Regions from separate parts of the Homo sapiens genome. Here region 2 is linked to region 1. A link is a contact called in ENCODE Hi-C or POLR2A ChIA-PET data. All regions are on one chromosome and are shown on one strand. Each heading gives the region's core, a stretch centred on a gene start or an enhancer-like site at or near the end of the contact. The rest is flanking DNA. Distances are from core to core; before and after follow the strand shown. Region 1 overlaps ATP2B1 (ATPase plasma membrane Ca2+ transporting 1). Region 2 overlaps LOC107984543 (a long non-coding RNA gene).

The links. A loop is a pair of places that touch in the nucleus more often than their neighbours do. ChIA-PET counts read pairs that join two places held with the same protein, here RNA polymerase II (POLR2A). Pooled maps may share reads with other maps.
Region 2: a loop to region 1 is called in a pooled map, with 2.1 times the contacts of the local background. The contact joins two enhancer-like sites. A Hi-C loop is called at or near these places in 1 of 50 pooled maps. POLR2A ChIA-PET finds 5 or more read pairs at or near these places in 2 of 52 experiments (WTC11 and activated CD4-positive, alpha-beta T cell).

What each region holds. Positions count from the first base shown.
Region 1 is chr12:89,661,916-89,666,119 of GRCh38, forward strand. The region is part of intron 1 of ATP2B1 (ATPase plasma membrane Ca2+ transporting 1); the gene reads right to left. Among named protein-coding and RNA genes, the nearest start is that of ATP2B1, 45 kb to the right of the region's middle. Within about 2 kb of position 1,761, at least 3 of the 41 ENCODE cell types and tissues checked have a DNase peak (open chromatin) inside an H3K27ac peak, as active enhancers do.
Region 2 is chr12:89,720,101-89,723,873 of GRCh38, forward strand. All of the region lies in intron 2 of LOC107984543 (a long non-coding RNA gene), which reads left to right. Among named protein-coding and RNA genes, the nearest start is that of ATP2B1-AS1, 13 kb to the left of the region's middle. Within about 2 kb of position 1,656, at least 3 of the 41 ENCODE cell types and tissues checked have a DNase peak (open chromatin) inside an H3K27ac peak, as active enhancers do.

The DNA.
Region 1 (4,204 bases), core at 511-3,010:
ACCCCACCCAGTCCTCTTAGATATCAGCAGTGATTCTCAATCAGTGTGGACAAGCTGAAACTTAGCACTGCAAATGTCCTATAGAAGGTTTGGATAGTATACCACATAATTGAGCCTAAATTTATGGCCCATTACACTGAAAAGTTATTTAAAGGCAACAAACCATGCTTTATCCATCTTTGATCTCCATATCTTATCAAGAGAGACTATGATCTTTCTTTCTTTTTTTTTTTTTTTAACACGAGACTGGAGTTTTATTATTACTCAGTCTTCCAAAAAGACTATGATCTTTCAACCTTCTTACATAGTCACTTTCTGCAGAAAGACAATAACCTTTTACCCGATTCACACCCTAAAAATCTGAAGTCCTTCAACCATGATAATTTACTGTAAACTTAAATATAAGTGCTTGCATGTAATATCTCACTCTCATAGTGAAAAGAGCAGATGGTCTATTATTATACATATCAAACAGATACTACAAGATTAAGAATGGTAAAGAGTTTATTCTACAAAGTTTTGGTACATTCAAATTATTTCATTAAAATGCTTTAAAGAAATCAAGGAATGACTCAAATTTAAATTTACTCAAGTCACATTTTTCACTTCTTAAGGGGCTTAAAGAAAACATACACACTCACATAAAAGATCATTAAACCTATACTGCTTGTTTAGAAAAGTAATTTATATTAGATGAGTAAAGAATAACATATAAACAAGAGTAAATTCACCAAAGGATTTTAGTTTTATAGAGCTGATAAAGCAGAAAATAAGCATTATCTAAAATGCCTGATTTATTAGTCTCAAAGGATTCCTAAATACCATCCCTGTGTCTGTGTTGACTAAAATTAGTCCTACTCCCCTAAGTAACTTACTTATCTAGTAGACTCTTCCAGAGGCAGAGACTAAGTACAGTACTTTAAAGGGCAAGTTACAGCTGCTGTCAGTTATAAACTTGGCATGAACACTTTAGCAAATCTCTCAGGGTGGGAAACAACTAGATTAGAATAAGGAAGGCATTAATTTGTTCTTCTATTATAGCCTTTATCACACAGCTGCAATGATTTGTTTACCTCTCTGTCCTTCCCAGTGAACTGTAACTCATGGGAGAATCTGTGCCATTCATTTTTAACCCCAGCACTGTCTGGAACATAGTAGGTACTCTTGAACCATAAGCTAAAATAAATTTGAAAAACAGATTTTACAATGGAAGCAACCACAATTTAAATAGCAGAGCTAAACAAAACTTCCTAACACTGTTTAAAAGAATATGTTAGGTGTTAGATGAGTTAAGAGAAAGTCACAGCTTTCAAGGAGTTTTCAAACCATCTTGGTATGCCAGATATATTATAGCTTTCCTTTAAATCCTTTTAGACAACAGAATAAGTTAAAGGATATTTCAGATTTTAAAAGGAATTACACGCCTGCTACATGGCAAAGTTTTTTAACCAGGGTCTTAGATTCTTGAGGGTATGCAAAGAAATAATACTGAATTATAATATTTCATACAGCCTGAAAGAAACAATACATTTATTTGAAAAATAATTTGTTAGGGTTACCCATGCTAAATAAAAATCTGCCAAATCAACATGGTAATAAAGTTGGCAAGGTCTAAATAATAATGAATACAATCTTACCCAGTAAATACCATTTGGTAAAAAAAACACTTAACTCCACATCTAACTAACATCTGCTCCAAAATTTGCTGTTTCTACACTATCTCCCACTCATAAATCAACCCATGACAATCTAGCTTCCTCTTTTATGCTGCGTTGAAACTACTCTTCCAGGTGACCATTGATCCTGTTCTTAAATCTAATGGACACATTTAGCCCTAATCTAACCTACTAGCAACCTTTGCTACTGTTAACCACTCCCTATTGAAATGTTCTTCTGCCTTCATTTCTCTGATGTCTGACTCTTATTCTCACTACACTGTCATCTCTAGCTGCTTGTTTTCACTTTCCACTGTCCTTTTTTTCGAAGAAGTCAAAGCAGTCAGTAGGGAGGGGCTGGATGGCACAGCAGCCTTTATAATTGCTTTCATCTGTTTTTAGTCAGAGTAAACGAGATTCGTTTATTGATAATAATAAAAATTTATTTGCATGTGCATTTACAGGGCCTATTTATTTTGTTTCTCTCATATTTCAGAATTCCACAATTCAATTAAAATGATGAAACCACAATGTAACAGTCTGGCTCAGTGAAAGTGTAAAAAAGAAAAAACCACCCAGGTTTTCTTATCCTAAAGGCCCAAGCACAGCTCCTGTTTCCCACACCCTTTAGTCTATAAAGAAATATGCCAGCCCAAAGCAGAATAGGTGACTCACCTCCCTCCCTGGGGCTGTTAGATAACTATTTTGGCTTTTGATAGCTGTCATTTTCAGTACAGATTATTCATTCATGCCAACAAAGTACTTAATTAAGCAGAGTATATGATAAAATTTTAATGTGAATGATCTCAAACACAGGTATCTTGAACTATAGAAATTTTTGGTCTACGGTCAAGTCAGTTGGTATCATCTTATCCCAAACATTTATGATAGCTGTCTCTTGGGAGGTTGGTCTAATTTTGCAAGGTTATACTTACAAAACCAAAAACAATCCCTCTGAATTTACCAAAACCAGAACAAACTTAAAAGTTAACACACTACAGATTAGTGGTTCTTAAACTTCAGCATGCATCAGAATCACCTCAATCACCTGTGAAAACACAGATTCCTGAGCCTCACTCAGTTGATCGAACACTTCATGAGACTGTCTAACAACTTCTCAGATAACAGTGATGCCAATGCTACTGGTCTGGAGAGCCACTACTGACAGAAAGTGTAGCCTCAACCTTGACTAGGGAACAAACTGCTGGATTGTCACCTTGATCCAAAAGTTTCCTCAAACAAATATAAGCAAATTACTTATGGTTCTTTATTATGCTATTCTTTTTTTTTTTTTTTGAGACAGTGTCTCGCTCTGTTGCCAGGCTGGAGTGCAGTGCACTCAGCTCACTGCAACCTCCGCCTCCTGGGTTCAAGCGATTCTCATGCCTCAGCTGGGATTACAGGCATGCACCACCATATCCAGCTAATTTTTGTATTTTTAGTAGAGATGGGGTTTCACCATGTTGGTCAGGATAGTCTCGATCTCCTGACTCCGTGATCTGCCCGCCTCGGCCTCCCAAAGTGCTGGGAGTACAGGCGTGAGCCACCACACCCGGCCTATTATGCTATTCTTGATGTGCATGGATAACTGAAAGCAGACTACTTTCTAAAAATATTACTTGAGTTGATTTTTTTGTGTGTTTTGATTTTTAGTACCAAGTATACTAATATTTTTCCATTTAAGCCTTATAATACACAAATATACATAAACACTGCAAATAATTTCTTTTATTCAAAAAATGTGGAGACTCATATTGATACATTCTGAACATATGTTAAATTACTTTAAACACCTAAAAAAATTAAATTTTTAAAAGTTTAACAGAGAATCTTAGGTACCTACTTTCTTTTGCTCTCCCAGAAAATAAACTACTTTGTTTTCTCCTATTCTATTGTTCTATTTAGGCATTTTAGAAACCTTTCATCTTTACAGTAAGTTTCCTAGTAAAATAAGCTTTTGAAAAGCTCAAAAAATAAAGTTAATTTTATATAATCCTGTGCAGTTTACCAAATATAAGAACATACTATATCTCCAGTTAAATATGAGAACCAAATGTTCTATCATTTTCCAGTCTCACTGGTGTTGAAATTTTCAGCTATAGTCAAAGAAGAGATTTCTAAATTAAAACTGTGTTTTTCCTTCTGTTCAGGAGCTAGAAGGCAACATGAACACTTGAATGTCACACCAGCTGCTCTGTCGGCCTACTCAGTTCTTAAGAGCTTCTATCCTGTCAATTCACAAGAACCTACACTTACATGCTTAAGGAAACAGGATGCTCATTATGTCACTGAAAAGAGCTCACAAAAATAAAGTTGGCAATATTGAGGGAGGCATAACTCTTATCTGTAAATTTAACATGAGCTTTCTGTTTTCTTAATTAAAAACTCTAGATTTCAATAAGATTTATTACAGTTCTTCACCAACTGAATAGAGAACTAAGGGAAGAAGGCACTTTCCCATTTCTTTATCTCGTTCTATTTATATAGTTTCATAGTTGATGATCTTTTGCAATTTCCAGCTGTGATTATTAAAGAACAGTTCAGTAAAT
Region 2 (3,773 bases), core at 406-2,905, 58 kb after region 1:
AGTTTCTGCGTACCCTGTTGGATGTCTGCATAGGCACAGATGTGTTGACATATCTGTTTTTAACTTAGGAGAGTAAAGAGAAATGGAGAGGGGAGCCAGAGTGAGAGGAAGAGTGGAAGGAGAGTCATCTTTTTGTCCCCACCATGTGGCTTGGCATAGATGCTTAAGTTTCCTTGTAAGACAGCTTGGAATGAAGCTGCCAGCCAGGTGAGAGCACCTATCAGGAGACTACAGGGTGCAGCTCCAGAGAAGAGAGTTACAATGAGGAACAAGAGGTTGGTAAGAAGCCTATCTCATATGATAGGAGACAGCAGTACAAGGCCTTGCTGAGCTCTTCCAGAAACTCCCACATAGACCCACTAAAAAGTCAGTGTTTGGTTGCCTGCCACATTAAAAGTATTGACAGGCCGGGCGCGGTGGCTCACGCCTGTAATCCCAGCACTTTGGGAGGCCGAGGCGGGCGGATCACGAGGTCAGGAGATCGAGACCATCCCGGCTAAAACGGTGAAACCCCGTCTCTACTAAAAATACAAAAAATTAGCCGGGCGTAGTGGCGGGCGCCTGTAGTCCCAGCTACTTGGGAGGCTGAGGCAGGAGAATGGCGTGAACCCGGGAGGCGGAGCTTGCAGTGAGCCGAGATCCCGCCACTGCACTCCAGCCTGGGCGACAGAGCGAGACTCCGTCTCAAAAAAAAAAAAAAAGTATTGACAGCCAGAGGGGATTTCGATAGAGTCTAGCCAAGCAAAGGGACTGCCCTTGTCTTCTCCACCCTCCGTGCCCTCAACACTGGAAGAGCCACAGCTTCCAGAAGGGAAAGGGGAGGGGAGTAAAATGCAGATACTGAGTGAGCACTCTCCAATCCTCAATACACACAGACAGTGATGGGGGAGAGAACCTTTTACTCAGATAGAGATTTAAGATTTTAACAGTAGTAGATTAAAATTTCATTGATAGGCAGTAGAAGGCTTTGCTGGCCTCATCTAAAAACTCCCAGAAGAGTTCAAAGGTCCCAGAAAGTTAAAGGCTCTGCTTCAGATGTTGTTGAGGAACAGGTGTGGAGTATTCATTGGCTCATGGTTGAAATCAGTTGTTCAAGAAAAATACCTCATTGAGCTGAGCTTGAGGCCCTAACCAAATAGGTAGGCAAATGAAATCAGAGTAGGAATAAACACGAGTGAATTGGAAGACATGAAGCAGTTACAGATCACAGATACACGAAACACAGCTTAGGTAGCTTTCCAGAAAGAGGGCTGATGTGACAGGTAAGGACGTACTTGAGGTAGAGACAGGGCGGGAGAATCAATTTTAAAATTTTATATATAAAACTGCTGAATGATTAACACCATGAAAACCTGGCAATGAGCTATGTCTGGTCAGATGCACCTTCCTATTTCTACTCTCAAGACCTACAAATGCTGATTTCTTCATGACATTTCTTTATGGTAATGATGGAGAAATTTCTGGAGACAACTTGTCACAGAATTAAGTTGTCCAACTTACTCTCCCCATCGGGCTATTGTGAATTTCCTGGTTCCCGACCACCTGCCGGGTTCTGACCATTTACTTCCTTTCCTCTTTTGGAGCCGGTATCCTCCAGGTCCACATTGTTTGCCCTGAACTCCAATAACTACCTTCTTATTCTTCTTGCTTGCCCAATTGCTGGCCCAATGATTAGACTTACTTCTCATATCTATTTATACTCACTTCTGCTTACTTGTTGCTTAGTTTCTGACCTCACTGGCTCGTCTTGAACTTTGTTTATGCCTGTTTCTGAAAAAAGAAAAAGTCCTGATGACTGATTCCCTTACCTTGTCAAAATTCTCAACTCTGCTGAATTTCTGGCTTTTCCAGTTCCAAATTCTAGCCAATTTGTAATGCTTGGCTATCCTTTATCACAATCACAGCATTAAGAGTTGACTGTATTTTTCTATTATCGGTTTCATTTCTTATTTTATTCAACTAATTTGTTTTTTAAAAAGTACACATTTCTCAAATGCCTTCTTTCAATGTAAGCTATAGAAAGTCACTCTACTGTCAAACACAAAGTTTACCAAGCAAAATTGCTTTTCCCAATACAGTCTTGTTTATAGGACTTCAAGAACACTTCTACCTAAATAATCTATCACAAAGAATGAAGATTTAATCATTTTGATTTGGTCATAATAAGTTCTCTTTGGGCTGTTACTGATATAAATACATAACTTCTGTATTTGTGTTAACGTTTTGGAGGGTGGCCCTAGTCTAACTAAAAATCATGTTTTTAGTTCTTTGATTTTCTTACATATATATATATTTTTTTAAGACGCAATCGGGGCTCACTGCAACCTCCATCTCCCAGGTTCAAGTGATTCTCCTGCCTCAGCCTCTCGAGTAGCTTGGACTACAGGTGCACACCACCTTGCCCAGCTAATTTTTGTAGTTTTAGTAGGGACGGGGTTTCACCATATTGGCCAGGATGGTCTCCATCTCTTGACCTCATGATCCACCTGCCTTGGCCTCCCAAAGTGCTGGGATTACAGGCGTGAGCCACCATGCCCAACCTATATATTGTTTTAATGCTTGCTTTGCATACATGTTTACATTTAAATTTTGCATCACTTTCCAACAGTGATATAAATTCTCATTATCCTTAATCATTCCTTTTTGTGTCTCTAAAAATGAAGTGTTGGGCACTTAATATCCTCGTATTTTTCTTAGTTCTGTGTCTTAGACATTTCTTCCAGATTTTTAGAACCTTTTCCATTACTATTATAAATAGAAAAATACTAAGATGCCTCCCTCATTTAACTCTTTTGTTTTTAATCTCCAAGAATTCAAATGGTAAAACTAGGTATATTATATAAATGTGTATATATTCTTTGTTTTTTTTCGCATTGGACATTTATCGTTAAGTTTTTAAATATTAGGTATAGATAATTATCTGTATGTATGTATGTGTGTTTTTTTTATAATTCAAACAATACAGATATATATAGTGTAAAAAGTGAAAGATCCCTGTAATCATACCCCAGCATAACCAGGGTAAAAAGTTGTTATTTTTCCAAAGTGGTTCTTGCTGTGGGGACATACAAGGAAATAGAGGATACAGCATAGAGTGTCTGGACTTAGGGAACATATACATCTAGTGGTGCTGACAAGTGAAACAGCAAGAGAGAGAAGTCCAAAGAAAAACATAAAAATGTGACAGTGTAATACATGCTGTATCAATTCATCCTGAAGGAATTCAAGTTAATTGGAAAGAATATTATGAGAAAGATAAATCTGAAACTTAGCTTTGAGAAGGAGGCAACATAATGTTAGAAAGAGCCTGAGCTTTGATATAAGGATTCCAACTCCATTTCTGAAATTTATCAGCTGTGTGATCTTGGGCAAGTTCCTTAACTGCTCTGATTTTTTAGTTCCTGCCTGTATAAAATGAGGATAAACTTCTAAGGTTCTTGTGAGGTTGAAATTAATGTAGTTTTTCATGATAGATACTCAGTAAATGGGTGTTTAAATTCATTATTTACCCACATAATCTGCCACATTTGATATTGTCTTAATATTCTCTAGTGTGTATAAAAATAATATAATGTACTGAAAAATGTAGAAAACATAGTTATAATTTATACAGCCTCAAAGGGAATTTTTATATAATTATATAGCCTCAAAGGGAATTTTTAAATTTTATCCATATTCATCATTTAAAAGGAGATTTAAAAAATTTAAAGAATTTTGAAATAGTAAAGAAATTGAGATTTAGGCTCTATCGATGTGACATATATTAGTCAAAC